2 separate regions of the Homo sapiens genome follow, and region 2 is linked to region 1. Evidence: read pairs that join two places in POLR2A ChIA-PET (ENCODE). Cell type or tissue: HepG2. All regions are shown on one strand. Each heading gives the region's core, and the rest is flanking DNA. Links, peaks and the distances in the headings are about the cores only. Region 1 holds the start of LOC124902448 (a long non-coding RNA gene). Region 2 holds the start of CHST3 (carbohydrate sulfotransferase 3).

Region 1 (16,505 bases), core at 4,423-12,422:
CTTCTCTATAAATACAGATGCACATATTAGCAATTTACCAAGTGAGAAGCTGCTTGGCTTACTATTTGACTGCTTTTTATCTGCGAGGGCGGCATGAGGCAGATGTGCGCGCCTCCATTTTGCAGATGAGGACTGAGTGACAGAGGAGCCCAGTGCCAAGCTTGAGCCCCAACCTGCCATTCTCCAGGCGGGGATGGATGGGCTCCAGAGACTGGGTGGGACCAGGGAGGTCTGAAAGCCTGGGGACAGGGTCTAGCCTCCAACTCTGAAAAATCACATTAGGTCACCAGGGGACAGGGTGCTCTGAGGAGACAAAAACAAGGCCAAACCACTTCCCGGCCGGGTGCTGGAAGTCAACACCAACTCTTTTTGCTCTATAAATAAATTTCATATTTAAATAAATATGGAACAACGTGACCTTTTTTTTTCCTTCTGCAAAAGAAAAGAGCATTTATCCCACCTCCAGAAGCTCATTTCTTCTTTCCAGCTCCTCTGACATCACCCAGGGGCAGCCAGGGAGGAATTTTTTCTTCTGGGATGACTCGATCCCAGCATCAGGCACATCTGGGCGGCGCCTGCTCCACAAGCCACAGACAGGCCCTGTGCCCACGATTCTGCTACAAGTCGTTGTTCAGAACTCAGAGCGGATTTTCCCGTGGAAGCAATATTGCTAGGTGACCGTGATAACCATGACACCATGGACACTCACTTGGAAGCAATCTTGCGTGTGGGTGTTTGGTTCCCAGGCTAGACCAGCAGCCCATTTTGGAGGCAGGAGGGAAAGACAAGGGCTTTGGGGTCAGGTGTGTCCTGGCTGTGTGACCTTTAGAAGTGACTCAACTTCTGAGCGCCTCCCTTCCCCAGTCTGTTGACGCTGGGAGATCGTTCTCCAGGGCCCCTTGCATTCCTGCTTGTCTTGTGACAGCTTTTGTTCTGGATTATCTTTTCAAGGACGTTTGTGTAGTCAACAGCCTAGGAAGTGTACACAGAGTAGCTGAGACAAGTCCCAATCAATTTAGAAAATTTATTTTGCCACGGTTAAGGATGCGTCCTCAGGAGGTCCTGAGGACACATGCCCAAGGTAGTCGGGGCACAGCTTGGTTTTATACATTTTAGGAAAACATGAGACATCAGTCAATGTATGTAAGATGTATATTGGCTGAGTCTGGAAAGGTGGGACAACTCAAAGCAAGGAGGGGGCTTCCAGGTCATAGGGTGGATAAGAGACAAAAGGTTGCATTCTTTTGAGTTTCTGATTAGCTTTTCACTGAATACCCAATTTACAGGAATAGCTACTTGTGCCGTAGTCTGGCTTAGTGAAACAATAGGGCAGAGGAAATAATCAGACCTGCATTTGTCTCCTGTGAGCAGAGGGATGACTCTGAACTCTGTCTGTCCTTTGTCCACAAGGAATTTCCTTGTAGGCAAATTGTGAGGGAGGACAAGGAATTTCCTTGTAGGCAAATTGTGAGGGAGGTATGTAGCTTTGTCTTGGGAGGCAGGTTTGCACTACTCAGTTCCCAGGTTAAGGACCTGCTTGACTTAGTTCCCAGCTTGATTCTTCCCTTTGGCTTAGCGATTTTGGCGTCTCCCTCCAGGGAAGAGGGAAGATTTATTTGTTTGCTTTCCAGGGGAATAAAAACAATGCTTCCCATCAGGGCAAAGATTGGGCAAGTTTGCTGGAAGCCCCCTCCTAAGACTGGGAGTTTTCCAGGTTTGGGGTTCTTCAGCTAAACCCACTGAACATGGGCCCACCTCCAAATCTGCCCCACGAGACAAGGGGAACCAAGGCGAACATGAACTCCTGTTGCCTGTTGTGTTTGAGCAATAAAGCCCTTTGTCTGGGTCCCAGGAGTCTTGCGTCTTCTGCCAGCATCCATGAAACCATGGCAGGCTACCTTGCTAGCCTAAAAGCAGGGTGAAACTCAGACCCTGCAGTTCTTGACGGTCAATTCCATGCTTATAATACTCACCTTGTTGCTGTGAGGGAGATGCCGGGCCGTGCCTTGCCCTTGGTGGGTGGTTAATAAAAGGTGACTGTGGCAGTTTTACTATCAGTGGCCAGGAAGTTAGTTATTTACAAGCCACACAGGATTCCCACTCTGAGTGCCAGTGGTACAACCTGGCCCTAGCCCTGGGATTAGAAATTCCATTCCTTTTGTGGGGTCTGGGCGCCTGGATAGGCTCGCTGCGCCTGGGGGAAGGGCTCCGGAGGGTGAAAATCCTCCTTGGTCACCCCTTCAGCCCCTTCGGGTAACCGCTATAACCCATGTAAAATATATCTTTCTAGACCTTTCCCTGCACATCAGTATGTTTAGAGAATGTATAGCAGTTTGTTTTCATATAAATTATTTATACTGTATGTGTTGTTTTGCAATTTTCATTTTTCACTTAAAAATATTTCAGCCGGGCGCAGTGGCTCACGCTTGTAATCCCAGCACTTTGGGAGGCTGAGGCGGGCGGATCACGAGGTCAGGAGATCGAGACCATCCTGGCTAACATGGTGAAACCCCGTCTCTACTAAAAACACAAAAAAATTAGCCAGGTATGGTGGTGGGCACCTGTAGTCCCAGCTACTTGGGAGGCTGAGGCAGGAGAATGGCATGAACCCGGGAGGTGGAGCTTGCAGTGAGCCGAGATCGTGCCACTGCACTCCAGCCTGAGCCACAGAGTGAGACTCTGCCTCAAAAACAAAAAAACAAAACAAAACAAAAAATTCCTGGACACCTTTCTCTGTCAGCCCACCTAGCTTCTGACTGCTGCATACCTTTCATAATAGGACTCTCCAGCCATGTGTCTGCCCCTCCCCTCGTGGTGGACCTTTGGTTCTTTCCATTTCTCATCAGTTCAAAAATGCGCATTGCGTGGCCAGGCACGGTGGCTCACGCCTGTCATCCCAGCGCTTTGGGAGGCCGAGGCGGGTGGATCACCTGAAATTAGGAGTTCAAGACCAGCCTGGACAACATGGTGAAACCCCATCCCTACTGAAAAAACAAAAATTAGCCAGGCGTGGTGGCTTGCGCCTGTAATCCCAGCTACTTGGGAGGTTGAGGCATGAGAATCGCTTGAACCTGGGAGGCAGAGGTTGCAGTCAGCCAAGATTGCACCACTGCACCCCAGCCTGGGCCACAGAGCAAGATTCTGTCTCAAAAAAAAAAAAAAAAAAAAAGAAAGAAAAGAAATGCACATTGTGTGTGTTGGAAAAGCCTCCCTGGATGCACAGGGCAGGGCTTCCCCGGGGCAGAAGCGAAGACTTCACTTGCACGCTACAGCCTTGGAAATGGAGGCCCGAGGGGCTGTAATGTCCCAAGGTGAGGTCACACCAGGCGTCTCAGCCCCTCCTTTCAGGCCCTAGAGCCTGGTGTCCCCCTCCTTCCTCTCCACTGGGAGTCTCTGCCCTGAAAGAGGAGGGGAGGGACTAGGAGATCAGGCTGGGGAAAGGAGGGAAGGGGTGACTAGGTAACAGGGGGCTTCTCCCTGTGATGCTAGCAGACCCAGTGGGGACAACTGGGGAGGCAGCACAGAGACCCCTGAGGAGCTACCACACTGGAGGGGAAATACAGCCACCAAGGGCCACTGGGCCCCAGGTCTCCTGAGAACCCTCTCCTGGGTGTCCTGCTTTGGAAAAAGGCTCTGTCCAGAGTGACACTGACTCAGAAGCTATCAGGTAGGGGCCCAGACCCTTTGAGCTCAGCCTAGAACCCTGCATCCGCCAGCCCTAGGTCCTCTCAGGCTGCTGCCCCGTCACATGTTCTTACAGTACAGATACTGCACAGCAGATCCGTCAGGTCAGCCAACGAACGCTCAGGGCCGGAGGAAGAGGCCAGCTGAGCCTGTGCAGCCCACCCCTTTTCACAGCAGACCAGGTGACAGAAACGCCAACTCGGGTCCCCGAGAGCTCCTGCCATGCTTTGTGCTGGGCCTGCTGGGGACATCCACGGAAGGCACAGCTAGCTGAGGTTAAACTGGCAGGAGGATTTAGAAACTTCTAGGTGACATCACACAATAACAAGCAGAACAGACCTAACTAAAGGTTAACTAACCAACCACTGACTGGGAGCTTGAAACATGCCACATACTGTATCGAGCTGGCTCCCATCTCTCCTGCACTGGGAGGTCAGTGTTATGACAATCCCCCTTCTACAGACCAGGAAACAGGCTCGGAAGGGCACAGAACTTAGTCCAGTCCTGCAGGGGATAAGTAACGTGCCTGGGACTCAAACCCAGGCCTGTCTGACACTGACCTTCTGCTACTAAATGGTTTATAACCTTTGGAGTATCCTGGACCTCTATGAGATTTTTTTTTTTTTTTGAGACAGAGTCTCACTATGTTACCCAGGCGGAGTGCAGTGGTGCGATCACAGCTCACTGCAACCTCTGCCTCCCCGGCTCAAGTGATTCTGAGGCACAAGAGTACAGCTCTGGAGTAGCTGGGTTTACAGGCATGTGCCACCACACAGGGCTAATTTTTGTATTTTTAGAAGAGATGGGGTCTTGTCATGTTGGCCAGGCTGGTCTCAAACTCCTGACCTCAAGTGATCCGCCCACCTCAGCCTCCCAGAGGGCTGAGATTATGGGTGTTAGCCACTGTGCTGCCACCCTTTGAGATTCTAATGGAAGCCTGGAGCCCTTTAACCAGAAAAGTGCCTTGGTGTAAACACAACATGTGTGTGCAGGGCCTGCTTCCTGGGCATATGGCCTGGGCAGTTGCACAGGACCCCAAATTCACAAAAGCCCCATTTTTGGTTTAATGCTCTGCTGTTGCCATCATGAAATGCTTAATGCTTTTGTACAAGGGGTGCCACATTTTCATTTTGCCCCGGGCCCTGCAACTTCTGTAGTCTGTCCTGCATATGCGACACTGACACACACATGTCCACATGCACCACCACTTTGCAAATGACTTTAGGTGTGCAGGAATCCTATAGGCCATTATAGACTCAGGAGATACCCTTTCGCTTTGCCCTGCACCCTGGCAAGCTGTGCACACGTGCATGTGTGTGTGGAGGAAACTGTCAGGTGGATCTGAGTGTGGGCAGGGAGCTGGGCCAGCAAGCAGGGGAGGGGGCGGCAAGGCCAGCATCGACTTCCACACAGACCGTGACAGCAACTCCTACGCCTCCGGGAGAGGGAACCAGTCCTGGTAATAAATAGCCCATATCCTCAATCCATGTCCTTAAAAATCTGTCCCCTTCTTGGACAGGACAAGGGGCCTTTGTCAGGCATGGTGGCCTCAGAATAAACACAGGAAGGCGACCAGTGGCGGATGATCGGGCTGCTGTCTGGGGCAGAGTTTTCTAAGTCAGGCTTGGCATTTCACTCAGAATGCTCCTGCCTGTGGCCAACTGGAGGGATCCCTGTGCCCACGCCTGAAAGCAAGAATGTCCAGGCCGGGCAACGGGGCACAGAGATGGTTACACAAGCCTCTGAGGACAGAGAGAGCACCCTGAGCCTCTGCAGTCGGGAAGCGGCAGCTGGTGTGGGAAGGGGCTTTATACAATCTTCCCTTGATCTGTGTGATCTTGGGCAAGTGGCTTAATGTCTCCATGACTCAGTTTCCTATCTGTAAAATGCAGGTGATCATGATACCTACCCCAGGATTTTTGTGAATGTTGAATTATTGTCTAATGTCCTTCCAACAAAGCACAATAAATAATAGCTGTATTTATCATTATCATTATTATTATTTGAAACTAGGTTAGAGGACCAGGCTTCAACATAGCTGTGCTTTTAGTTTCACTGTTTGTTCATGTTATTTTTTAAAATCAGTTAAAGCCCCATGTGAGAGATCATATGCGGGGAGTGGGGAGGATTCACCAACAAAGGTTGGAGAATTAATACGGGGATGAAAAGCACCCAGGGAGAGACACAGGGCTGGTGTGTGTGTGTGTGGGGGGGGGGGTCATCCCATGACACAAGAGTCTGGAGTGCCTGGGAGGGAACGGGCCAGAGTCTAAGGCTAGGCTCTCTTCAGGGGAAAGGTTTGGAAAAGGAGCATTTCTTTTCTTTCCTTTTTCTTTTTATTATTATTTTTTTGAGACAGGTCTGTCATCCAGGCTGGAGTGCAGTGGCACGATCACAGATCACTGCATCCTCGCCCTTCTGGGCTCAAGCGATCCTCCTGCCTCAGCCTCCTGGGTACCTGGGACTACAGGTTCATGCCACCACTCCCAGCTAATACATTTTTTAATTTCTTTGTAGAAATGGGGTCTTGCTATGTTGCTAGGGCTGGTCTCAAACTCCTGGGCTCCAACTATCCTTCTACTTTGACCTCCCAAAGTGCCAATGTTACAGGAAAGGGGTCCCCACCCCATGTCCCAAGAGAGGGTTCTTGGATCTCGTGCAAGAAAGAATTCAGGGCAAGTCTGCGGTGCAGTGAAAGCAGGTTTATTAAGAAAGTAAAGGAATAAAAGAATGGCTACTCCATAGACAGAGCAGCCCTGAGAACTGCTGTTTGCCCATTTTTATGGTTATTTATTGATGATATGCTAAAAAAAAAAGGGGTGGATTATTCATGCCTCCCCTTTTTAGACCATATAGGGTAACTTCCTGATGTTGCCATGGCATCTGTAAACTGTCATGGCGCTGGTGGGAGTGTAGCAGTGAGGATGACCAGAGGTCACTCTCGTCACCATCTTGGTTTTGGTAGGATTTAGTGGCTTCTTTACTGCAAGCTGTTTCATCAGCTAGGTCTTTATGACCAGCATTTTGTGCTGACCTCCTGTCTCATCCTGTGACTTAGAATGTCTTAACTATCCGGAAATGCAGCCCAGTGGGTTTCAGCCTCATTTTACCCAGCTTCTATTCAAGATGGAGCTGCTCTGGTTCACATGCCTCTGACACTGGAATTACAGGTGTGAGTCACCTTGCTGGCCTCTTTTCCCTTTAGTAACAGCCAAGGGGCTGTTTCTGTGTCTTCACATGTGACAGATTCACGTGTGACACATCACTGGGCTCCGGGCTTGCGCCCAGCCTCGTCTTTCGGCCCAGTCACAGGAATAAGGTGCTCCGGGGGTTGTGAGCAGCCTCCTGGCACAGAGCAGGACAGGGTGTTGGGGGGCCAGGGAGGCTGGCAGTGGGGACTGGAAGGAGGGTCCCATGCTTTACCCCCCCACACACCCAGGGCTAAGAAGAGTGCTGCCCTGGAGTCCTGGGGCCTGAGAGGAGGGGGATTTAGTCATCACTGTTCACCCTCCCCCAGTATTCCAGAGGAATTGCAGCCATCTCTGTGGACAAGGCAGCTTGTTGTCTGTGAGCACTTTATGATTTTGAAATTCATCCCTGCCATAATTATAAATTAACATTTGGAGGGCTTTCTACATGCCAAGCTCTTTTCTAAGCCCTCCTGTCCGCCTTTTTTTGGAGTCAAGGTACCACTCTGTTGCCCAGGCTGGAGTGCAGTGGCTACATCTCAGCTCACTGCAGCCTCGATGTTCTGGGCTCAAGTGATCCTCCCGATTCAGCCTCCTAAGTAGCTGGGACTACAGGCATATGCCACCACGCCGGGCTAATTTTTAAATTTTCCATAGAAATGGGATCTCGCTAGGTTGCCCAGGTTAGTCTCCAGCTCCTGTCCTCAAATGATCCTCCTGCCTCGGCCTCCCAAAGTGCTGGGATTACAGGTGCGAGCTGCTGCATCCGGCCTCTTTTTAAGCTCTGTCTGCATTATCTCATTCAAATCTCACAACATTCACAACGTTCAGGGCTGAGAAAACTGAGGCTGTGAAAGGGACAATCACAAGCCCCAGGTTGCCCAGCCAGGGAAGCACTGTGAGCCGGGACGGGAACTCAGCTCAGGGGAACGTCAAAACTGTGTTCTTAACAACAGTCAGCCCAAACATTGGGTCCCTAAGCCCATGGCTTCAAGCTGGCCCTTCTCTGTGGGACAGTAGCAGCCCTCCCATCTGCTGATGTTTCTCTCTACCAGCCCCTCAGCATCTGGACAAGGCAGCTGACCCCTTCCACGTGCCCACATACCTTGGTAGCAGAGGGACCTCTCAGCATTTTTACTGGCTTTTCAGATTAAAAAAAAAGTTAGCCAGGTGTGGTGGTGGGCACCTCTATTTCCAGCTGCTTGGGAGGCTGACGCCCGAGAATTGCTTGAACTCGGGAGGCGGAGGCTGCAATGAGCCGAGATTGCGCCACTACACTTCAGCCTGGGCGACAGAGTGAGACTCCATCACAAAAAACCCCCAAAACAAAAAAAACAAAAACAAAAAAACTGGGAGAAGAAGGAAATGGGGAGGAGTTGAGCGGAGGCTCAGGAGAGTCAGGCAAATGAACCACAAGAAGCTGGGAGAGGGGCTGATCTTTCCATCTCCTGTGAAGGCAGCCGTGACATCCTCCACTGGAAGGATGAGTACCTGGGGCTGGAAGGGGTTGCACAACTTGCTCAAAGCCACCAGCCTTGTTCCTGACAACCTGACACCCTCACAGACCCACCATTGTCCCCCTGCCCAGAGTTCCAGCACTGCGTGGGGTGAGGCGGGAGGTGAGGCAGTGTTTGCAACAGCTCAAGGCCGCAGTCCAGGATGACCCTGCCTCCCCTTAAGCTGCCTGCCCGAGAGAACAAACACAAGGCTGCCGCCAGAACTGTTTGTTCCAGCCAAGCCCCGAAGATAGGGCCCCTGCTCCCACTCTCTGTAGGAAGATAGGAGCCTCACTCCCATGGCGCCGGTTAGCATTGGACCAAGCTCCTTCTCCCGGCTTTTTGTAATGTATCACTTTGTCCCATCCATCCTAATACACACACACACACACACACACACACACACACACACTCACAGGAGGACTGGTCAGGGTTCCCTGCACATGACCCTCATATTTTGTAGGGGAAACTGGGATTCATTTCGGATCATCCACTCTTTCCTCCCTCCTAAGACCATGTTCCTCATATTCCGCCACCTCAGACGAGGTGGGGCTCAGTCTTTGTTCAAGCCGTATTGCTTCAGCCTCATAACTTCAAGACCTTGAGCAAGTTACTTTACACCTCCAAGCCCTGGTTTCCTCATCTGCAAAGTGGGAATAATAAAATAATCTAGTTTGCAGAGTTGCTGAGAGATTGTTTTATTTTTGTTTAGTTTCTGTTTTGTTTTGCTTTTTTTGAGAAGGAGTCCCGCTCTGTTGCACAGGCTGGAATACAATGACGCAATCTCGGCTCACTGCAACCTCTGCCTCCCGGGTTCAAGTGATTCTCCTGCCTCAGCCTCCCGAGTAGCTGGGATTACAGGTGAGCACCACCAGGTTGGGCTAATTTTTGTATTTTAGTAGAGACGGGGTTTCACCATGTTGGCCAGGCTGAACTCCTGACCTTAGGTGATCCGCCCACCTCAGCCTCCCAAAGTGCTGGGATTACAGACGTGAGCCACCACGCCTGGCCAAGATTGTTTTACGTCAACAGCGAAACAGTATCTGGTACAGAGTAGGTGTTAAACAAATAATTGCTATTGTTATTTTGTTATTATCTGGTCCTCACCTCTATCCTCAAAAATAGCTCCAGTTGACTCAGTTATTCCTCTTTTATAAATCACTACCAAAACCAACACTTATCAAAACACCACTCTGTATCCCATAAATATATACAATTATTATATGTCAATTGAAAATAAAAGGGAAAAAAACCAATACAAACAAATAAAAAACACCCAGGTGTGTTTCAGCATCTCTCGTCTCCTTGGGGCACTAACTCCTTGCCACACTTCACCTGCATGAGAGCTGAGTAAGCTTCTGGAGCTTTGGAGAAAGTCTGGGGTCAGGAAATTGGGAGATGTTACTGGCACCTGAGAGGGGGAAGCTGTGAGTGGGGACAGGAGAGACTGCCCAGCTGCAGCTCAAGTCCAGAGTGGTTCAAAGGGCATGGCTGGGGGACAGAAAGCGTATACTCCCTTGCCTCCTGTACTAGTGCAGGAACTGTGAAATAGGCATTCAAATATGCAACTGGCAGGAATGTCATTTGTACAACCATTTCAGAACATTGGTTGGTAGGCTGGGATAGTGGCTCAGGCCTGTAATCTCAGTACTTTGGGAGGTTCAGGTGGGAGGACTGCTTGAGCCCAGGAGTTAGAGACCAGCCTGGGCAACATAGGGAGACCCCATGTCTATTATTTTTTAAAAACAAAAACAACAACAAAAAGAACATTAGTTGGCAGCATGAATTGAGAGATACTAAAATGTAGATTTTTGTTGTTGTTGTTTTGAGACAGAGTCTCACTGTGTCGCCCAGGGTGGAGTGCAGTGGCGCGATCTCGGCTCATTGCAGCCTCTGCCTCCTGGGTTTAAGTGATTCTCATGTCTCAGCTTCCCAAGTAGCTGGGATTACAGGCATTTACCATCACACCGGGCTAATTTTTGTATTATTAGTAGAGACGGGGTTTCACCATGTTGGCCATGCTGGTCTCGAACTCCTGACTTCAGGTGATCCACCCGCCTTGGCCTCCCAAAGTGCTGGGATCACAGGCGTGAGCCACCACACCCAGCCTAGATATTCTTTGATGCTAAAATTCTGTTAACAGAAATGTATCCTAGGAAGATAATAGAGTACGAGAAAAAAAAACCCCAGAGATGCAGATTGAGTTTTTTACATAAAGAGGTTCATGTTATGCTATTTAGAATAACAACAATTTGAAAGTAAATCTAATGCCCCAAATTAATGAGTAGTGGCACGACGTGTGACACCTCTGATTTAGCGAGGATTAGATTCACTCTTGAGTAATAGAGCACCCAAAATTACAGCAACATTATGAAACACAAACTTCACACACATTCCAGAGATAGGCTGTCCAAGGCTAGCGTGGTGCCTCCATAATTATCAAGGACTCAGGAGACGTCTATCCAGTTCTGCTGTCCTCAGTGAGTGGCTTTTACCCCACACTCCAATATGGCGGCTTGAGTCTTGCCATTATGTCTGCATTTGAGCTGTCATGAGGTGGAAGAAGCAAAAAAGAGTACCACTCTCCCTTTATGAAATCGCACCTAACGCTTCCACTTACTTTCCATTGGTTGGACATTAGTCACATAGGTACACCTAGCTGTAAGAGATGCCAGGAAAGACGATAAGACAATAAAGAAACACCTTTCTTTTTCTTCTTCTTTTTTTTTTTTTTTTTGAGACAGGTTCTCGCTTTGTCGTCCAGGCTGGAGTGAGATGATACAATCATGACTCACTGCAGCCTCCACCTCCTGGGCTCAAGTGATCCTGCCACCTTAGCCTCCCAAAGTGCTGGGATTACAGGCATGAGCCACCGCACCCAACCTAGACAGCTGACGCTGACCCAGAGCCCCAAGAGGTCAGGTCTCTGGCACCTTACAGCATTGGGGTTTCGGTCCATTTTTGTACCACAAATAGGTCTAAAATGATTTTGAGTGTGACTGTGTCTTTTATTTTCTGATAGACGGGGTGCTTTTAAATTTTCCCTTTTAGAGGCAGAGGTTGCAGTGAGCCGAGATCACACCGCTGCACTCCAGCCTGGGCCACAGAGTCAGACTCTGTCTCAAAAAACATACGTTAAAAAAATTAAAAAAATAAATTTTCCCTTTTAATGTTTTGCCCGTTTATTGCTGTTTCTGGGACCACAGGGCCTCAAAGCATGGATGTGAAACTAACCTGACTGGAAGCCCTCCCCACCTCCCTTGACTGCATTTTATAGATGGTAAAACAGATTCAGAGAGGCAAGAGGGCTTGGCTGCGGGGCTGCCCGAACCCAGTCGTAAAATGACTCACAGGACTATTGACACCTAGACTTTAAAACTTTCCAGCGATTTTCCTCCCATTTGAGATAAGGGGAATCATATAACAGTTCAACATTTCTCTCTCTCTCTCTCTTTTTTTGTTTTTTTCAATTAGGCTGGGAGGCTCCATGGGGGAGGTTATGGGCAAAGACGAAGATTTAAGAAAATGAAGATGGAATCTGTGTGCGCTGGGGCTGGGAAGACTGAGGGGTAGGAATCAACACACACATGCACACAGGCACACACACACCTGTATGCACATACATGAGTGCTTACCCGTGCCCTTTTGCCAGTTCCCACTCGGCTTGTTTGTATCAGACCCAAGGAGGCAGGATAGGTCAGCAGTCACATCTTCCAGATCAAGGTCTACTGTGGCATCATAAGGATTAATTTTTTTTAATTTTAATTTTTTTTTTTTGCGATGGGATCTTGCTCTGTTGCCCAGGCTGGAGTGCAGTGGCACGATCTCAGCTCACTGCAACCTCTGCCTCCCAGGTTCAAGCAATTCTCCTTACAGGCACTTGCCACCATGCCTGGCTAAGTTTTATATTTTTAGTAGAGACGGGGTTTCACCATGTTGACCAGACTGGTCTCGAACTCCTGACCTCCTGATCTGCCCATCTTGGACTCCCAAAGTGCTGGGATTACAGGCGTGAGCCACTGCGCCTGGCCGTCATAAGGATTAATTAGGATATTGCCTATAATTGCCTGGCCCAGGAGAGGTGAGATGTGCATGTCTTCCTCCCCAGTCCTCACCGTGGCTGCTTGGTCACTGGCTTGCCTGCTTGGTTTCTCTTTGAGGCTCCTCTGAGTAGGATTGGCCAGCATCCATGGGCCACTCCCTTCCTGAATGTACTGGGACCCAGTCTGCAATGAAGTCATTGTTTGAAGCATCTGCTCTTTGTTTGGTAAATCTTCCCACAGGGGGCTGGAAGCCCACAGCTCCCCTCTGCCAGGCCTCGGCTGGAGGCAGGGTCCACAGTCTTGCCTTGGCATCCTTGTGATTTATGTCCATGTGGGTCTCGCCAGGCGGAGGGATAAGGGTCATAGGATATCGGCTATTCCACAGACCAAGGCAAGTCGCTTTCTATCTGCTCAGTCGTAAGGAAGGCAAGTCATTGGGGATCTCTGCACATAGACAAGATGAGGGAATGTTTCTCCCAGAACAAAGGAAAGAAGGGGAGGCACTTGAGAGAAAATCAGAGCAATAAGATGTCAAGGAAACTGTAGACTCAGAGCCAAGAGATGCCACCAAGCGCTCCTGCCCCAGAGCTCAGCCAGGCCAGGCCACGTGGAGACGGCTCCTGCAAAGCTGCAGAGGGGCTAAGACCAGGATGTGGAAAGGGAACAGGAATTAGATGAGGTTGAAGCAGCTGGAGCTTAGCAAGTACTTAACTGAGAGCTGGATGTTTCTGCTTATTTCTACTTTTATGTTATTTATTTTTTTTAGAGTCCACGTCCTGCTGAAAGTGCTTATTTTTATAATGTGCTCTCGTAGAAGATTCTCCATAACTGGCCTTGATGGTGTGAACCATGGCTCTTCTGGGATACCCTGGGTGCTTTTAAACAACAGCTGCCAAAGAAACCCCACTCCAAACCAACCAAATCAGTCTCTGAGGACCGGGGGTGGGGTGGTGGTTCTCAAAGTTGGACCCGGGGACCAGCAGCATCAGCATCACCAGGGCACCTGTTAAAGTGCAAACTCTCAGGCCCCACCCTGACAACAGAATCCAAAGCTGTTAGGGTGGGGTCCAGAGATCTGTGTTTTAACAAGGCCTTCAGGAGCAGGGCGTCGCATACCCAGGAAAGTGTGAGAACTAGTGGGAGATTTTAACTTGTGTCCGGTGCTGAAAACCACTGGGTTTGTTTAGTATTGAGTTTGGGGACTCTTTCTTCCCTGTAGAGGGCCAGAGTTCAGAATGAGGAAAGCTGGTCTCTCTCTACTCCCTGTAGGGGAATGGGTATAATGACTTTACCATTCATTGAATCTCTTCTACATACATAAGTGAGAATAAGGAAAATCGATCGCCACAATTAATGTCCCTGACCACTGTTCTATCTCCAACACCAGTAACAGAAGAGATCCACCCCACCCCCGCGCAGGGCAGCCTTGCTAACTCTCCTGAAATGCTGAGACGTCCAGGACCCCGTCCCATAGCTGCGTCATGGCTAGCTTCTCTTAAACCAAGTTCACACCCTGCAAACACAAAGCCTTTTTCTTAGGTTTTGGCACCTCCTTCGCAACCCTGATCCTGAAGGAATTAATTTCTCATTTGGAGTAGTGGAGTTGTTGTGGGAAGTGGGTGGAGTGGGAACTTCTAGGAATCACAACTTCTTTCATGCACTTCTTTCTCTCATTTTCAACCTGATGCTCCCGTCAGCCCTTCCGACATGCTCGTCAGCCACAGTCACTCTGCTTTGTCTGGGGTCATGAGACATCCGCAGGCAGAGGGGCTACAGTATCCCTACAGGCCAGACCAACAGGAGGAGGGACTCTAGCTGAAGCTCCATGACCCTTCTGCCCTCCAGTCTGGGAGGAGGGGGCGTGTGTATGTGTGCGCGCGTGCGCGTGTGTGTGTAACAACTACAAGGTGTCCCAAATCCTGTTCTCCCATATCTGGAAAATCTGTGACCTACATAAAGCCAGTTCCTGCCTAGTGAGGAACAACAGGAAAGGATAGAAACCAAGGGCAGGTGGTCGCTTCTGGAGGCTGCTGCTGGCTTCAATGGGCATGCCTCTGTCTGGCCCATAATCTTGATTTCTGAACACATGGGTCTCAGCTCACCTGCCAGATGCGCCCCGGTTCCCACTTGGTTATTCACCATCCTCCTCTTTCCTGTCTGTCTCTTTGCCTCTATGGGTCCTTGCTGGCAACCCCACAGGGTTTCTCCTTGGCTTCTTCTAAGTCTGCTGGGCAAAGGAAGATGTCTTGGATTTATTAAATCAGCCCCATATTGGGGCCAGATGTTCCACAGCAAATGAGGTGGTCAGGACTGAAGTCAAGAAACTAAGTGAGGAAACAAGGAGGCCCCAGTGATGAACGATGGTCTCTCCTCAGCCCTTACTGAAAAATCTCCTTTCTGTCCTATTTTGCTCTCGGTATGAGCTCTGCTCTTCCTCTCCTCCCAAATCAAACATTTGGTGATGCATTTCTGCAAACTTCCACGTCTCGCTCTGGGGCCAGGAGACTGGTGTTTGCTGGGCTGTTTCTTCCAAGCCTTCTCTGCAGAAAAGGGCACGGAGGAGAAAACACGGGAGTTCTGGCAAGTGTGGGCTGAAGGCCTCACAGTAAGTCTGAGAGCGAGCGCCAACCTGGCAGGGAAGAGCTGGTGGGGACAGCTCTCGGGGACTCTGGGTGGCCAGAGGATATGGGCAGAGGCCAAGGCTTCTCACCTTCCTAATTGCAAAGGTTATATTAATAATTATAACAGTAATTAGTCATGGTGATAACAGTAACAGTAATGGATAACTGTGGGGTACTGTGCCAGGGGGAGCACACGGGTTGTATCATCTCACTTAGAGCCTTCCAACACCCACCCAGCCAGCGTCTTGGCTTTATTATTATTCTCTCCATCTTGTACCTGAAGACTGCGGCTCAGAGAGGTCTCAGCTAACCCATGATGGAATTGGGATTTGAACTCAGGCAGCCTAACTCTGAAGCCCAAGCTCTTAACTGCTATGTGATGACACAAGGAATACGTGTTTGTTAAAGAAATTGTTAACAATTCAGATAAAGAGAGGGAAAACCATAAAATACTCACCATCTACTGTCAACACTTTGGTTTCTTTCTTTTTTTTTTTTTTTTGAGACAGAACCTCGCTCTGTCACCCAGGCTGGAGTGCAGTGGCGCCATCTCGGCTCACTGCAAGCTCCGCCTCCCAGGTTCACGCCATTCTCCTGCCTCAGCCTCCTGAGTAGCTGGGACTACAGGCACCCACCACCACGCCTGGCTATTTTTTTTTTTTTTTGTATTTTTAGTAGAGACGGAGTTTCACCGTGTTAGCCAGGATGGTCTCGATCTCCTGACCTCGTGATCTGCCTGCCTCGGCCTCCCAAAGTGCTGGGATTACAGGCGTGAGCCACCGCGCCCGGCCTTGTCTTTGTGTTTTAACTAGCATTTCATGTTTTTATCTCTCTCTGCTGCATTCTGGGTAGTTTATGCCATGATAATTTATTCAGCTCTCTCTTTTAGATTTATTGTTTTCTTTTTAGTTGTGTTTAATCTACATTTTTTTTTTTTTTGAGACGGAGTCTCGCTCTGTCCCCCAGGCTGGAGTGCAGTGGCGCCATCTTGGCTCACTGCAAGCTCAGCCTCCCAGGTTCACCCCATTCTCCTGCCTCAGTCTCCCGAGTAGCTGGGACTACAGGTGCCCGCCACCATGCCTGGCAAATTTTTATTTATTTTTATTTATTTTTATTTTTAGTAGAGACGGGGTTTCACAGTGTTAGCCGGGATGGTCTCGATCTCCTGACCTCGTGATCCGACCGCCTCGGCCTCCCAAAGTGCTGGGATTACAGGCGTGAGCCACTGCGCCCGGCCGTCAACACTTTGGTTTCTATCTTTCCAATCATTTATCTGTGCAGATATATTCATATTAGAGATAATACTTCATTTCACAAAAATGAGGTCATATGGCGCTTGTTGTTTTACAGCCCACTTTTGTCATCTAATGTATCCTAAACATTTTTGTCATGAAAAAACCTGCATGATCATTTTAATGGCTGCAGAGAATCCATCATATGTGTAACCATACTGATGTAACCAGCCCCCTGTCA
Region 2 (16,505 bases), core at 4,287-12,286, 67 kb after region 1:
CTCAGGCCCGGCTTTGCCCCTCACCGGCTGTGGCATGTCAGCAACTTATCCAGCTGTCTGCCTCTGTCTTCCCATCTGTAAAATGGTGGGAATAACCGGAGCCACCTCTAGAGCTTCTGGTGAGAACTCGGTGAGGACGCCTTGTAGGTGCTCAGGGCAGTATTAGGCACACCAGCTGCTCTTACTATTATTGTTTCCTGGGCACGCTACCCCCAGGCACCTACACCAGATGCAAGAGAAGGAAGAAAAGTGAAAGAGAAATAGCATGTCTCGGTAAAAAGAAAGCAAGTGGGTGACCTGCGAGGTCACAGTCAGTTCTTCATCCTCTGGTGGGTGACACTGCTTCGTGACTGGCAGGTTCTAGATTTCTATTCTCGGGGCCTCTTCAGACACATCAAACCTGCAGGACAGGCCCTCAGCTTCTCTCCGTGTCTCTAACAAGCCCCTGGAAGTCTCCAGAGGAAAGCCAGGCACCTGCGGCCCTGCCCTGTGGCTGGAGTGAAATTCCTTGCTGAAAATCAGTGTAGTCACAGTGCGGGGACGGGGGTGGCCCAGTGTGTTTTCAAAATATTTCCTCAGATAGCACTGTTTGGCTCAGACACATTAGCACTTTCCAGAATCTTGCAGATGGCGAGGCAGCTGGAGAGGAAGGGAGGAGAGGAGGGGGAAGCGGGAAAGGGTAGGGGAGATGCCCAGGGCTAAATCTCAGGTAGCTGTGTGGGCTGGGGCTGGCACAGGCACAGGCGGGCATCGGCGCAGCATGTGTGAACAGGAACAGCACACACATGACAGAAAGCTGATCAACCTGCAGACTGGTCTGCAGACGGCTAAGCTGTGAAGCCGTCTTATGAACCAGAACTTTTTTCAGAAGCCCAATATGTAGAATACGAACATGTGGACGTGCGGAGCGCAGGACTCACCCCACAACCACCCTCTCCAGAAGCCTGGCAGCAGCAGAACAAAGCAGGAACCAGAACCTTCCAGCAGTGCCCCACTCCCCAAATCCCAGAGGCTTCAGGGCTCGCTGACTCAGCTCAGCACAGCCACAGAGAACGAGAAGGGCCCTCAGCCACTCCCTGGATGCAAGGTGAGGACCCTCCGCTGCCAAGCCCTGGCTCTCCCCCTTCTAACCGGGTGCCTGGTTTTAAAGTTGGTCACTAAGTAAATTGAAGTTATTAAGAGATGGAAAATGTGCTTCCTATCCCACAGACTTAGTCACTCAGAATAGTGCTTGAGTTTCTGGAAATCATTGGTGTGACCTTACACCACCACCCCTGAGCTGATAGGACTCCAGCCCAAAGCAAAGAAACCTGACATTTTTGTCCAGGTAGCCTACAAAGTAAATGAATCTATGAGGGTTTGCTCACAGGTAGGCCCCGTCTTGGAGAGACATAACGGGAAAATTAGCTTTGGTCTATCCACCCTAAAGCAATGTTTAAGAAGCAAAGCTTCTCAGATGCCACAAAATGGAGAAAAGTCTCATCATTCTGCACCATCAAAGTTAAACTCACCAACCAACCAAGACGTCACCGTCTGCCTGCTGGGGAGGGTCCAGGCTTGGGACTGACTCAGAGGGAGCAGGGCTGAGCTGGGACCCCCGGCCGTCTTCTCTCCCATATACATGTTCCTCCTGTGCCCAGCCACCAGCGTCCCTGCAGCACAAGGACTGGCCAGCGGAGGGTGTGTTCCCTGACTTTTGAGGCTCTTAAAGTTAAGGAGGAGGGACTGGGCGGGGAGGGGGCAGGTGTAACCACAGAGGCCAAATAAGAACATCCCGGGCTGGCCTCCGAGGTGGTTGTTTACTTGCGGCATTCAGGAGAGGCTGAACTGGGAACTGGCTTGTTTATTTTCCACACTTTTTCTCCAAATCCTTTTCATAGAGTCCTCTGAAACCTCAGTGATAAATTTCCTAGGGCCCAGGGAAGCCACAGTCCCTCAGCACACAGCCATCTTTGTGAGGAGGTGGTGGGGGGTGAGGGGGATCAAGAGGACGGAGGGCAGCTGGAGACAAGAAGTCACTGGTGGTCAGGGGCTCCCGGGGCCCACCCTGCCCTCCAAGCTGGTGGCGGCCCAGCAGCCACAGGCCAGATTTGGGGCAATAGAGACAGAGGGCTGAAGCGTGTCCACCGGCAAGCACAGAACAAACCGTCCAGGCCTGCCAGGGGCCACCCCACACCCCGCTGTGGAGTCCACGCGCTCAGGGTAGGACCAGCAGCATTCTGTCATCTCTTTAGGCCTTAGAGAAGAAAAGGTGGCAAATATCATTTCTGTTTAACGAATGAAAAGGAGAAGTGTCTCCTCTCCTGAGGCATAACCTCACGAAAGCCAGAGACTCTCTGAGTGTTCCTTCGCAGCAAAGACCCTCTCTGTGCCGCCACTCTAGGAGTTCCCAGCAGAAGCATTCACGGCCCCTCCTGGGGCTTCACCCAGCATCTGACTACATTTCCAAGAACTTCCCATGCCTCAGGCACTGGGATGGAACCAGGGGTACAAAGATGGACAGCCCCGGCCCCTGCAGTGGGGTGGCTTCTCCCCACACCCAGTCCCCCAACTTCCGTCCTGGTCACTGTGTCCCCTCTGCAGTGGAGGGGGAGAGGGCTCCAGTTTCTTTGCAGCTCAGCACTAGGAAGGCTCTAAGAACTCACCCAGGTGGGCTTCCTGTGGAAGGTGGGCAGGGATCAGCTGGGCAGTGCTCATCCAATGCTCTTTGCGTCCTTTGAAGGGCGCCAGCCTTTCCCGTTCTATGGACATCTGTACTGGGGGCTCTCAGGGCAGAGATGAGGGTGGGTGGAGCAGTGAGGACCCTGCCCCAGCAGGGATAACCACTCTCAGCCCTTGGGGCCGGGGATAGAAAATACCACCCCGACTGAAAACGTGGCTGTCCCAGGCCTTTGCAGATGCCTGGCTTCGTGACCTTGGGCATCCACTGCACCTCTCTGAGCCTCATGTCCTCATCTGTAAAGTGGGGCCAACAGATAATTGCTGTCTCCCTGTGGGGCGTGGATGTAAAAGCAAGAGCTGGGGACCAGATGAGCGTGTGGTTATCACCTCCCCTGGCTGCTCCGGCTCTGCCCCATTCTTCTCTCCTGTGGACCAGGTGCTGCTGAGGAGTCCAGCTCTCCAGAACACGTGGCAGGGGTGGGAAGGACAGCTGTGACATGGCCCCTTATGTTCACCAGGTAAATGACAATAGGAGGTGTCAGGTGAAGGCTGATTTCCCCAGGTAATAGATTACCCTGGAGAGGACCAAAAAGGGGAAAAAAATACAGTAACCCATTTGAGGATGTTTGGTCTACCTGGCAATTTCTTCCCTATTCACGGTATGGTCACAAGAGGCAGCTTTGTCCCAACTTCTCAGATAAGCAGTGAGTCATGTCTCACTGGAATTACTGCAACATCTCCCTGTGTGCCCCCCCAAAATCTCCACAGTTTTCTGACTCCAGAGCCACACAGAAGGCTCCAGCAGCCTGGTACCACCCAGCCTTTGATTCCCACAGCCTAAGGTATATCCAGGCTCGGCAGAGTGTATGGAAAAAGAAGAATGCAAGCAGAGGCCCTGGGACCACGTTAGTAAGAAGCATCAGGGCTGTTTCCCTGTTGCCATGGAGAACCAATAAGGGCCTTGCAGACAGCCTGGCATGGTGGAGACAGGGTGGGTTCTGGAGTTAGACAATCTGGGTTCAAATACTGGCTTTGCAATTGCAGCAAAAACAAAAATTGACAAATGGGACCTAATTAAACTAAAGAGCCTCTGCACAGCAAAAGAAACTATCAACAGAGTAAACAGACAACCTACAGAACAGGAGAAAATATTTGCAAACTATGCATCCGACAAAAGTCTAATATCCAGAATCTATAAGGAACTTGAACAAGTTAACAAGCAAAAAACAACCCCATTAAAAAGTGGGCAAAGGACACAAACAGATACTTTTCAAAAGAAGACATACATGTGTCCAACAAACATATGAAAAAACGGTCAACATCACTAATCATTAGAAAAATGCAAATCAAAACCACAATGAGATACCATCTCATACCAGTCAGAATAGCTATTATTAAAAAGTCAAACATTAACAGATGCTGGCCAGGTTGTGGAGAAAAGGGAGTGCTGGCCAAGCGAGGCGGCTCATGCCTGTAATCCCAGCATTTTGCGGGGCTGAGGTGAGCAGATCACGAGGTCAGGAGATCGAGACCATTCTGGCCAACATGGTGAAACCTCGTCTCTACTAAAATACAAAAAAAAAAAAAAATTAGCCACGCATGGTGGTGCACGCCTATCAGGGGGCTGAGGCAGGGGAATTGCTTGAACCTGGGAGGTGGAAGTTGCAGTGAGCCAAGATCGCACCACTGTACTCCAGCCTGGTGACAGAGCAAGACTCCATCCCACCACTCCCACCAAAAACAAAAAACAAAAAACAGAGTGCTTATACACTGCTGATGGGTATGTAAATTAGTTCAGCCATTGTGGAAAGCAGTTTGGAGAGTTCTCAAAGAACTCAAAGTAGGATTACCATTCTACCAAGCAATCCCATTATTGGGTACATACCCAAAATAATATAAATTGTTCTACCATAAAGATACATGCACACGTATGTTTATCATAGCACTAGTCACAATAGCAAAAACATGAAATCAACCTAAATGCCCATCAACGGTAGACCAGATAAAGAAATGTGGTACATATATACCATGAAATACTATGTAGCCATAAAAGAGAATGAGATCATGTCCTTTGCAGCAACATGGATGGAGTTAGCGGCTATTATCCTAAGCAAACTAACACAGGAACAGAAAATCAAGTGCCCCATGCTCTCACTTAGAAGTGGGAGCTAAACATTGGGTACATCTGAACGCAAAGAAGGGAACAACAGACACCAGGACCTACTTGAGGGTGGAGACAGTGGGGAGGGTGAGGATCAAAAACCACCCATCTCGGGCCTGTGCAGTGTGTCAGACCTGTAATCCCAGCACTTTGGGAGGTGGAGGCAGGCAGATCGCTAGAGCTCCAGAGTTTGAGACCAGCCTGGGCAACATGGTAAAACCCTGTCTCTACAAAAAATACAAAAAAATTAGTCAGGCATGGTGGTGCCAGCTACTCGGGAGGCTGGGGCAGGAGGATCACCTGAGTCCAGGAGGTCGAGGCTATGGTGAGTGGCAGTGATCGTGCCACTGCACTCCTGCCTGAGCAATAGAGACCCTGTCTCAAACAAACCCAACAACTACCTATTGGGTACTATGCTTACTACCTGGATGATGAAATAATCTGTACACCAAACCCCCATGGCATACAATTTACCTATGTAACAAACCTGTATACGTACCTCTGAACCTAACATAAAGTTTAAAAAAACCAAATACACAAACACTGGCTTTGTCTCTCACTACCTGTGTGACATTGAAAAAGTTACTTAACTTTTCTGGTCCTCAGTTTCCTAATCTGCAAAATGGAGATGAAATGCTAACCTCATAGGGATATAATGATTTAATTAGAAAATGTATACAGAACTCTCGATTCACAGAGGGCATAATGAAGGTGGAAAGGTGATATAGGGAAGGAACTGGCTGCAGGGTTCCACCTGAAATTGGGGGTGCCCAAGCCCAGATCACCTCCTCTTTCATCTGAGGCCAGTCCTTGGTGCCGCCCACATGCCTTGCTAATTTCAGCATTTAGAAGTTTGAAATGCACACTGAACCTAGTCAGAGCTCTTCACAAGGGGGCAGGGGTGGGGAATGACACATTTCTTTTGGATGACATGCCCAGGCCACCCCCACATCTTTGTGCACTCTCAATCCCAAGACTACTGGCAATCCAGTTCCAGGAACACGAATGTTTCTGCTCCTCTGGGAAACTCATGCAAGCTGGCACAGGAGAACCCACAGCAATACTCAGTACAGGGACTGTGACCACTGCTCTACCTGCTGCCACCACAGAGCCAAGCCACTGCTGCAGAACACAGCTCCTAGACCCTTCATGAGACCCATCTCCAGCCAGGCCATCAGGAGCCAGGAAGAAAAACGGCTGCCCCCAAATTCTACATGTTCCCATGTTCCTCCTACCCCCAGCACATGCCCAGCAGCACGGCCCATCTCTTTCTCCACTTACCCACCCCTCTTCTCCAGCAGCCAGGAGATGGGAGGGTTGATGGAACCAACCCCTCTCTCTGCTGCAGATCTAAAGTTATTCTTCAATTGAGACCCCACAGAATCTGCCAAACAGCCTGCCATCTACCAAAACCCACATCAACCCCATCTTAGCCAGATACAGAAATGAAGCTTTTCCTGCTGCCCTCTTAGAGGGGCAGAGGCCAATGATGAGCTCCAGTCTCCCAAGGCCAGCCCACGGGACACAGTGGAACACACAGTGCCTGGGCCACTGGCCCAAGCAGATCAGGCAGGGCTCCTAGGAGCTACTCAGGCCCCCTTCTCTGCTGGAAAATCAATTTCAACCCAGCAGAGGCCCACTGGCCTTGCCGCACAGTGAGTCCATAATGAATGATAATTACCGGTGTCATTATTCATCAAGCAAGTACTGACTGAGTGCCCACTGTGCCAGGCACTATGCTAGGCCCAGGACAATCCCCCGTACATCCTGGGGCCCAGCAACACCACGCATCAGAAACCAAACACAACTTCAGGTGCAAGGAAAATAATGAAGGCGTCAGGCCTGCCTTGGTTTCTCCCTAACCTTTTAGGCTTAAATCCCCCCACCTCCCCTTACCCCGTCCACACCCAGGACTGGAATCTGCTCACCCGGTTCCCTTGGAAGTCCCTGGAGGAAGCACATCCGCTGGGGGGAAGGGTCCCTGCTTCCCTGGAAGACTGTCACGGCCACTACCCTTCTGTCTAGCGCAGCAACGGCCTGCCAGCCTCTTCCACGCTGCTCACAGACCCTGGCACGCCGGCTCTGAGTTTATGAATCACTCCCTCCTCTCTCCGGGCCTCGCCTCCGGAAGGGCTTCGCACACTCACACATCACCCAGACACCGAGTTTCCACACCAAATTCGCTCCTGCAGAACTCCGAGAACCGACTGCAACATCTGCTCCCCTTGGTCTCGGGGTTCTGGCCACAAGTTTTCAAAACCCAGGCAGCCTCTCTCCTGCCCGCTGCGCTTTGGGGGCTCCCTCTCCTTGGGGGCTGCGGGGGCAGCAGACAAAGGCCGTGGATGTGACGGAGGGGTGTGAGGACGTGCCTGCTGTAGAGGCCAAATCCCCCGCGCTCCCAGGAATGTGCATTTCGGTGTGTGGCATGTGCCTGGCCGGTGTGGGTGTGCGCAGATCAGCCTGCGCCGTGTGCGGGGTATGAGTGGCGATGAGCTGTGTGTACCTGGCAGGTGTGATCCGGTTGCAGCGGGTTGTGGGTGCCTGCCTGGGCTTTTCCCCGAGCTGGGAACTCCACCTCCCACCGTCCGCTTCGCCCCCTTCTCCCTCCAAAGTCTGGCGCGCGCGCCTGGACGCGGAAGGCGGGGGCTCCCGGCTGGGCGGCCTCCCCCGGGCTGGGCGGCGGTTCCAGGACGCCGGCGCCCCACTTACCCCGGCCGCCGAGACTCCACCGGCGGCCCCGACCCTCCGCGGCTGGGGTCCGGCGCGGGCAGCATCCGCTCGCAACTTCGCTTTCCTCCTGGAAGATCCCGGCAGAAGCGGTTCCGCGGCCCCGGCGCCCGCGCGGCCCGAGCTGTGCGTCTTCTCCGGGGCGGGCCGGAGGGATGGAGGCGCTGCGGGGCCGGTCGGCACGCTGGAAGGGAAGCGGCGCCAGGCGGGCGCCGTCCTGCGCAGCGAGCCTGCGAGAGGTCCTGCCTGGCGCCCTCCCCGCTCAGGCCCGAGCCGGCTAGCGGCGGCGGATTCCTGAACCGCGTCCAAGGCGTCCGGGAGCCCTTCTCCTCCTCCTCCTCCTCTTCCTCACCCCACCCAGCTCCCACCCCTGCGCGCCCGGCAACTTGGGAACCGTTGGCGAAGTTGGCGCTGCTCGGGCCGCGAGCCGGCCGGGCCTCTGGGGGAGGAAGGGGAGGAGAAGGAGGAGCTGGCGGGAGAGGAGAGGAGGGGAGAGAGGGGAGAGAGGGGAGCCGCCCCCGGGGAGCCGCTGTCTCCAGGACCCCTCTGCGGGCCTTTGTTCCGGGCGCTGCCCCTCGGCCCTCCAGTCCCCGGGGACTCGCTTGGGGCCGCTCGGGTATCCACGCTCTCCTGGCGAGGCTGGTGGGTGGAGGCTGCTTGGAGAACCCCCTTGGCTTCTCCGTGCCGGAGCGCCCGGGGCCGTTACGGCCGCCCCCTCCCCCGACCTTTGCCAGGGAGACCCTCTGGCTGCACGGGTTCCCCATCATCTCTGCCCGGAGAGGATCTTCCTGCTCCCCCCTGGGGCAAGTGGGCTGGAGGACGGTTTCCCTGGTTCCAAAGAACAGAGCACCGTCTCCCTGGGCGGCAGCAGGTCCCACATCCGCCCTCCTGCACTTTCCTGCGCCGCCAGCCAGTCCAAGGCTCCCCTAATTCAAGAACTGGGAAACGGGAGGGACAGAGGGTCTTCCCGGCCCGCCAGGGCTGCCTGGCATTATCTTCGGACCCTCCCAGGCAGCTGGGTCTCCGGCCGGGCTGCCAGGCAAGTGGGGTCCCAGTCGCCTCCCGTGCATGGCGTGGTCGGCTGGGCAGCACCGGCTGCGGGGTGCAAAGGCCAGCTTCTCGAGGGATGAGGTAAAGGGCTCAGAACTGGAACACAAACCGAACCTCCCTGTTCCTTTCCGAATCCTGGTGATGGCCCTGTCCCCGAGAAGGCGAGAACGTCTTGGATTCCACTTGCTGGGCATTCCTCCTGGGACTTCCAGTACGTAACGTCATGAGCTAATTCAGGCCTAAGACAGCACTCCTGACATTTAATGGGATAGTATGGGGTTTAGACAATAAGTTATTTCCTGTACAGGAGAAGTAGGAAAATCCAAAAAAGCTAAAACCTGATTATCTACACTTGGCCTCCCTCTGCCATTCTCAGCATTTACAGATGGACAGCAAATAGAGAACCAGATAGAACTAATCCTGACCCTGTTAGGGACAAGTTGCCCCAGGAACCCCCCGCCCCACACACAATGCAGCTGACCCTTACCCTGAATACTCCGAAGCTGCATTCCTGGACCCTTATCTAGGTGCTACAGCAAGGTCACCAGACTTGCTTACAGCCCAACAGGCAGCATGGGGAAGGTCACGAGAAATGTGGATAAACTTAAGTTACACCCTCTTCTAAATTCCTATATTGTAAGCGGTCACGAGATGATATGTGGTAAAGTTAACCGACAACCCCAGGGTCTCTCTCCCCCATATGAACCCCTCATTTTATAAGCTCCAGGGCTGCCTCCTCTGACTGTGGTGGAGCAGCCCGGCAGGATAAACTTACTCGCCTAACTTTGGGTCTCTCTCTTGTCCTTTCTCTCAGCTAACGTTACATTTTGGTGCCGAAACCCAGGAAGGGGACAGGCTCTGGCTGCGTGTCCTTAGAGGTGTCTCTCTCTCTCTCCCTCTCCCCCCTCCCCTCTCTCTCTCCTATCACCCCTCACCCAAGGGCCTTGTCCAGAATAGAGGAGACCTGAAGGACACCTGACTCGGTGGCTGCCTCTATTCCAGACAAGGCCTGCAGGACAGGGGACACCCTCTCTCGCCATCCTTGTCATCTGCAGTCTCTTCTTCCTCTACCCCCCACCCTCCATTCACTATGGGAGCCTCTCAGTCTACCCATCCCAAGACCACCCGCCTTGGCTGTCTCCTCTGCAATCTCAAGGCTCTCAGCCTCCATTCAGAGGTCCGTTCTAAGAGACTTATCTTTTACTGCAATACCACTTGGCCTCAATACCAATTGGACAATGGCTCCCAATGGCCTGAAAATGGCACTTTTGATTTCAATATACTTAGAGACTTAGACGACTTTTGCCATCGCAGTGGGAAATGGTCTGAGATTCCTTATGTTCAGGCTTTCTTCACTCTCCGTAACCGCCCTTCCCTCTGCCAGTACTGCTCCACTTTCCAAATCCTACTCACCAGACTTGTCTCCCACCACCCCCGTCTCCCACCACCCCCGCAACAGCCCCAGCCGACAACTCCTCTTTCTTTGACCCCGCCAATTTTGCCCCTCCCTGACAGCATCTTGATCCTCCACCAGAGCATCATGATTCTTCACGGTATGTCCCTGCTCTGGCTCTACCCATCTGTCCCCCTCTCTCCAACCACCCCGCTTCTGACTCTGAGTCCTCTCCATCTCCACCCCTCACCCGCTCTTGGGCCCAACATACTCAGCAACCAGTTCCCTTGCTTCCTCTCTGGGAAGTAGCAGGAGCAAGGGGATCATCCGTGTCCATTTCCCTTTCTCCCTCTCCAATCTCTCACAGATTGAAAAACGTCTCAGGTCCTTCTCCTCCGATCCTGATACTTATATCAAAGAATTTAAATATCTTACCCAATCTTATGAACTCACTTGGCATGATCTCTACATTATCCTCTCTTCTATACTCTCCTTCCAGAAGAGAAGGAAAGAGTGTGGCTTGTAGCACAGGCACACACTGACGATCTTCATGGGCAAGATCCTGCTAAGCCCATAGGAGCCACTGCTGTTCCCCAGGAAGAGCCTTCCTGGGAGTACCAACCCACAGACCCCAGCTGGGCGTCTGTAACTATATGATTACTTGCCTCATTGCAGGCCTTAACAAAGCTGCCGGGTAATGGCCAGGCGCTATGGCTCACACCTGTAATCCCAAAACTTTGGGAGGTCGAGGTGGGCGGATCACGAGGTCAGGAAATCGAGACCATCCTGGCTAACACCGTGAAACCACGTCTCTGGACTCTTCAGAGGACTCTTCCCAGAGTCCTCTCTTCCTGCTGTAGCTCATGATAGATTTTCAGATGTTTGGTGGGCACTCATACAGGCACCTGATTGTTACCTGAGAGACACAAGCAAATCCTATTCCCCATATAATTATCCACCCTTTGATTAAATTTAAAGGGCTATGTCACTCTCATATGAGTGACATAGAAAGGGGAATGCCTTTGTTGTACTGCTTGCTGTAAAGAATGAAATAAAAGATTAAGTTGGTCATTAGTCACATTTTGAATTAAGGCACATTCAATATTTTGTGTGGCTTGCACTACATAGGCTGAATCAGAAACAGTGTTTATTGGCTGTTTAAAAGTTTTTAACACTGTTATCACAGCCATAAGTTCAGCATTTTGAGCAGAAGCAAAGTCAGTTTGAAAAACTTGTTGTTGAGGTCCCACAAATGAGGCCTTTCCATTACTAGATCCATCAGTAAAAACAGTAATGGCCCCTTCAATAGGGGCTTTTTGAGTAATGGAAGGCAATATCCATGATATTAATTTAAGAAATTGGAATATTTTGGATTTAGGATAATGATTACCAAGAATGCCAATAAAACCTGCCAAATTAATTTGCCATTCCTGGGAATTAATATAAGCTTGCTGAATTTGTTGTTTGTTTAATGGAAGTATAATTTGATTTGGATCATATCCCATTAACTTTGTTGTGCACAGCCTTGCACACTACATTAATACAGCAACTTGATCTAAGTACAGAGTAAGCGTTTTGGTTGTATTGTGAGGTACAAAAAGCCGCTCAACCAGATCATTCTGTTGAACAATAATTCCTGTACGTGAATGTTTAGTAGGAAAAACTAAAAACTGTAATGACTGCAATGGGTCAACTCGAGTCACTTGTGCCTGTGGAAATTTTTCTTCAATTAATTGAAGTTTCTCTAATGCCTCCTTGGACAGGGAGTGTTTACTGTTTAAGTTAGAATCACCTCGTAAGGTAGAAAAGAGGTGAGACATAACATAAGTAGGACTGCCTAAAGTGGGATGAATCCAATTAATGTCTCCTAATAATTTTTGAAAATCATTAGAGGTTTTAAATTATCTCTTCTAATTTGAATGTTTTGAGGCTTAATAGTACTTTGTTCTACTTTCATTCCTAAATACTGAAAGGGAGTAGAAGTTTGGATTTTATCAGGGGCTATGATTAACCTTGCTGCTGTTACAGCCTTTTCCTCCCTAGTTTCAGCTGCACATAAAATATCATCCATGTAATGGATAATATAACATTTATTGAATTGTTCTCTAGCTGGCTTAATACCTTTTCTGACATAAGTTTGACAAATAGTAATACTTTCCAATGGTATTTGTCTGCTGGTTCTTTGTTATTTATAGCGGGAACAGTAAAAGCAAATTTTTCCTAATCTTGGGTAGCTAAAGGAATGGTAAAGAAGCAATCTTTTAAATTTATCACTATTAGAGGCCAGGATTTAGGAATCATAGTTGGGGAGGGCAGCTCTGGTTGCAGTGCACCCATGGGTAGAATGACAGCATTAACGGCCCTCAAATCTGTTAACATTCTCCATTTCTGGGATTTTTTCTTAATAACAAACACAGGAGAATTCCAAGGAGAGAGAGTAGGCTCTGTGTGTCCCTTTTGTAATTGTTTCTGTACCAATTATTTTAAAGCCTCCAGTTTTTCCTGTTTCAGTGGCCATTGCTCCACCCAAACTGGTTTAGCAGTTAACCAAACAAGAGGAATGGGAGCCGGAGGCTCAGCAATGGCCGTTCCTAAAAATGATACCCTAATCCAGTTTGATCTGTTTGTCCTTTTAGTTCTAAATGTTCTGGTTGGCCATTTTCATTTTTTCCTAGTCCCTTCCCTGGGAGATATCCCATTTTTCTCATCATTTGTTTACCGTTAATACTATACTGATCAATAGGAATAGGTATTTCAGCACCCCATTGTTGTAATAAGTCTCTACCCCATAGATCGACAGGAATAGGTGTAATAGGTTGAATTGTCCCTTCTTGGCCATCTGGCCCTTGGCATGGCAAAATTAAAGAACTTTGAAAAACTTCTGAGGCAGCCCCTACTCCAACAATACCAATGGATGCCTTTTGCTTAGGCCAATGCTGGGGCCATTGATTCAAACCAATATAGAAACATCAGCTCCAGTTATCTACTAGCCCTTCAAAGTTCTTTCCTTGAATGGTTACTGTACAAATAGGTCTCTTATCAGACACTTGATTAACCCAATATACAGCTTTTCCTGCTGGATTCATACTACCAAAGCCTCCCATTCTTTTTACTATGCTGCGTCCCAGTTTTGCATAAGGTAACAGTAACAACTGAGCGATTCTTTCTCCTGAGGAAGCAGACCATGGAATTGAGGAACTAGCAACTAATTGAATCTCTCTGGTATAATCAGAATCAATTATTCCTACATGCATAGTGACACCTCTAAAATTTAAACTAGACCTTCCTAGCAATAGACCAACTGTTCTGAGGGTAAAGGGCCCCTGACTCCCATGGGGACCTTCTTTGGTGGCTCCCCAGGAAGTAGGGAAATGGGAACTGTGCTGCAAAGATCTACAGCAACACTGCCTGCTGTGGCAGGGGACAACTGTTGTACATTTGTAAGGGCACTGAATGTGCCAGATATACCTTGGTTTGTTGAGGGGCCCGAGGTGGGCCCCTCTTCCCGTTTCCCAAAAAAAGGTTGCCCATCTTTGCTAAATTTAGAATGACACCGATTTGCCCAGTGATTGCCCTTCTTACATCAGGGGCATACGCCAGGACTTTTCTGTTGATTGATGGTAATAGTTTTTGCCTTTTGATTTTCTTTTCTACATTCCTTTTTTGTGTGTCCAAATTGCCCACAATTAAAACAAGAGCCTGAGAAACGGGGCATATTTTTTCCCACCTTTAGTCCAGCCATAGCTTGGGCTAAAAGAGTAGCCTTATTTAAGTTACCTCCAATGCCATCAGAAGCCTTAATATATTCAGCCAAATGAGCCTTCCCTCTCATAGGTCTAATAGCATTTTGACACTCTGTATTGGCATTATCATATGCAAGGAGTTGTATTACCACATCTTGAGCTATTTCATCAGTTATGGCTTTACGCACAGCCTCTTGGAGCCGAGCAATAAAGTCAGTATATGATTCTTTAGGTCCTTGTCAGACAGAACTGAAAGAAGGATATTTTTTCCCCATAACATTTATTTTTTTTCCATGCCCATAAACACACAGTGTGTAACTGAACAATGGCAACGTTTTTCATTACTGCTTGATTGTCTAGTCGGCCCCAATTAGGGCCCAACCCCATTAACTGTTCAAAGGAAACAGGCACAGGCGGCTGTGCTTGTGTGTTTTCTCTTGCTTGAGTTTGAGCTTCATCGGCCCACCAAGTTTTAAACTGCATGTACTGGGACGGAGTGAGAACAGGTTTTGTTAAAGTATCCCAGTCATATGGTATTAATCTATTATCAAGAGCCACATTTTTTAGTAAAGTTTGTACAAAAGGAGAATTTGGCCCATATTGACTAATGGCTTCCGCTTGAATTCCTTTAACAACTTAAAAGGAAAAGTGGCCCAATTAGCTATATTCTGCCCTCCTTGCTGGGTTATAGTAACTGGAAATTGCCATACTTCAAGGTCTCCCTCGGCTCTAGCCTTTTGAATAGAATTTTGTATAGCGCCACCAATAGCTCCAGGTTTTAATGTTGCAACTACAGGAGCAGTTTTTTAGTTTTTTAGCTAGTTCATGTTCTTGTCCATTAAGGGGAGAGGGAGGAGGTGGCCATTCACTTAATTCAGCAGGTGGAACCGACAGGCTAGTGAAATGTACCTTTTTCAGTTTCCCTCTCTTTTATTTAATTTCCTCTGGTTCCTGTTCCTCACATTCAGAATCTGAAGTTAATTTTTTACACTTGTCTGCCTCTTCCTCATCTGAATCTGTCTTGTCATTGTTTGAAATGGCTCAAGAGCTGCCTTTATCAATGCTCACACTGACCAAACAGAAACTGGAATTTTGGCTCCTTCTTTATGCACCTTTTTAAAATCTCTGCCAATTCTTTCCCATTCATCCAACCCCATTGTCCCTTGTTCTGGGAACCATGGGCAAACTGCTCTACTGTACTAAAGAGTGTTAATAAATTCTGAGTACTAACTTTCACTCCCCCTTTCCATAATAAATGCCTTAAGAAATTTAAATAACTAAGGCCGGGAGTGGTGGCTCACGCCTGTAATCCCAGCACTTTGGGAGGCCAAGGCAGGCATATCACAAGGTCAGGAGATCGAGACATTCCTGGCTAACACGGTGAAACCCTGTCTCTATTAAAAATACAAAAAATTAGCTGGGCATGGTGGCACATGCCTGTAGTCCCAGCTACTCGGGAGGCTGAGGTGGGAGAATGGCGTGAACTCGGGAGGCAGAGATTGCACTGAGCCGAGATCGTGCCACAGTACTGCAGCCTGGGTGACAGAGCAAGGCTCTGTCTCAAAAAATGTAGGGATCAGCCCTACAGGGCCTGTAGGTTTTTCTCCTTGTGTGCGGAGACGAGAGATCATAGAAATAAAGACACAAGACAAAGAGATAGAAGAAAAGACAGCTGGGCCCGGGTGACCACTACCACCAAAATGTGGAGACCGGTAGTGGCCCCGAATGCCTGGCTGTGCTGTTATTTATTGTATACAAGGCAAGGGGGCAGGGTAAGGAATGTGAGTCATTTCCAATGATAGGTAAGGTCATGTGAGTCACATGTCCACCAGACAGGGAGCCCTTCCCTGTTTGGCAGCTGAGGCAGAGAGAGAGAGAGGGGACAGCTTATGCCATTATTTCTTCTATGAATTTCTTGGAGAGATCAAAGACTTTAATATTCTCACTAATTCTGCTACTGCTATCTAGAAGGCAGAGCCAGGTGTACAGGGCTGAACATGAAAGTGGACAAGGAGCGTGACCGCTGAAGCACAGCATCACAGGGAGACGTTTAGGCCTCTGGATGGCTGTGGGTGGGCTTAACTGATGTCAGGCCTTTCACAAGAGGTGGTGGAGCAGAGTCTTCTCTAACTCCCCCAGGGAAGGGGAGACTCCCTTTCCCCGTCTGCTAAGTAACGGGTGCCTTCCCAGGCACTGGTACTACCGCTAGACCAAGGAGCCCTCTAGTGGCCCTGTCTGGGCGTGACAGAGGGCTCGCATTCTTGTCTTCTGGTCACTTCTCACCATGTCCCTTCAGCTCCTATCTCTGTATGGCCTGGTTTTTCCTAGGTTATAATTGTAAAACAGAGATTATTATAATATTGGAATAAAGAGTAATGCTACAAACTAATGATTGATAATATTCATATATAATCGTGTCTATATTCTACGTCTAATATAACTATTCTTATTTTAAGTATTTTCTTTATTATACTGTAACAAGCTTGTGCCTTCAGTCTCTTGCCTTGGCGCCTGGGTGGCTTGCCACCCACACACAAAAAAAAGAAATGTAAATAAGCAGAATGTTTACTTTCATTCTGTCCCATTGTTACCCTGGTTCTTACGAGTGCCCAGCTTACCTGCCGAGCTTCTTTCAGTCATCCTCGGGTGTCCTCTGACAATGTGTCCTCTGCTTCCACATGCTCTAGTGTTCCTTCACCAGGGTCTTCATAGCCCCATGTTGGGCGCCAGAAATGTTAGGGTGATCAGACCCAACACTAGGCCATGGGGG

What was found. Peaks named below come from ENCODE experiments on the same cell type or tissue, not always from the same donor. Only the 100,000 strongest peaks of a DNase experiment are listed, where the experiment ranks them.
Region 2: POLR2A ChIA-PET joins it to region 1 with 30 read pairs; 10 of 35 experiments call an interaction of 5 or more read pairs at or near these places.

What each region holds. Positions count from the first base shown.
Region 1 is chr10:72,022,982-72,039,486 of GRCh38, reverse strand. LOC124902448 (a long non-coding RNA gene) reads right to left here and starts at 12,176. Exons shown (of 2, transcript XR_007062187.1): 1 at 12,004-12,176; 2 at 10,568-11,027. In HepG2, for the core only: no CTCF peak of the experiment used is centred there; DNase peaks (open chromatin) are centred at 5,246, 8,506 and 9,896; H3K4me3 peaks cover 1,942 bases.
Region 2 is chr10:71,955,721-71,972,225 of GRCh38, reverse strand. CHST3 (carbohydrate sulfotransferase 3) reads right to left here and starts at 7,831. Exons shown (of 3, transcript NM_004273.5): 1 at 7,532-7,831. RefSeq lists enhancers at 1,558-2,101, 2,102-2,645 and silencers at 15,280-15,499, 15,947-16,056. In HepG2, for the core only: no CTCF peak of the experiment used is centred there; no DNase peak of the experiment used is centred there; H3K4me3 peaks cover 3,424 bases; H3K27me3 peaks cover 405 bases.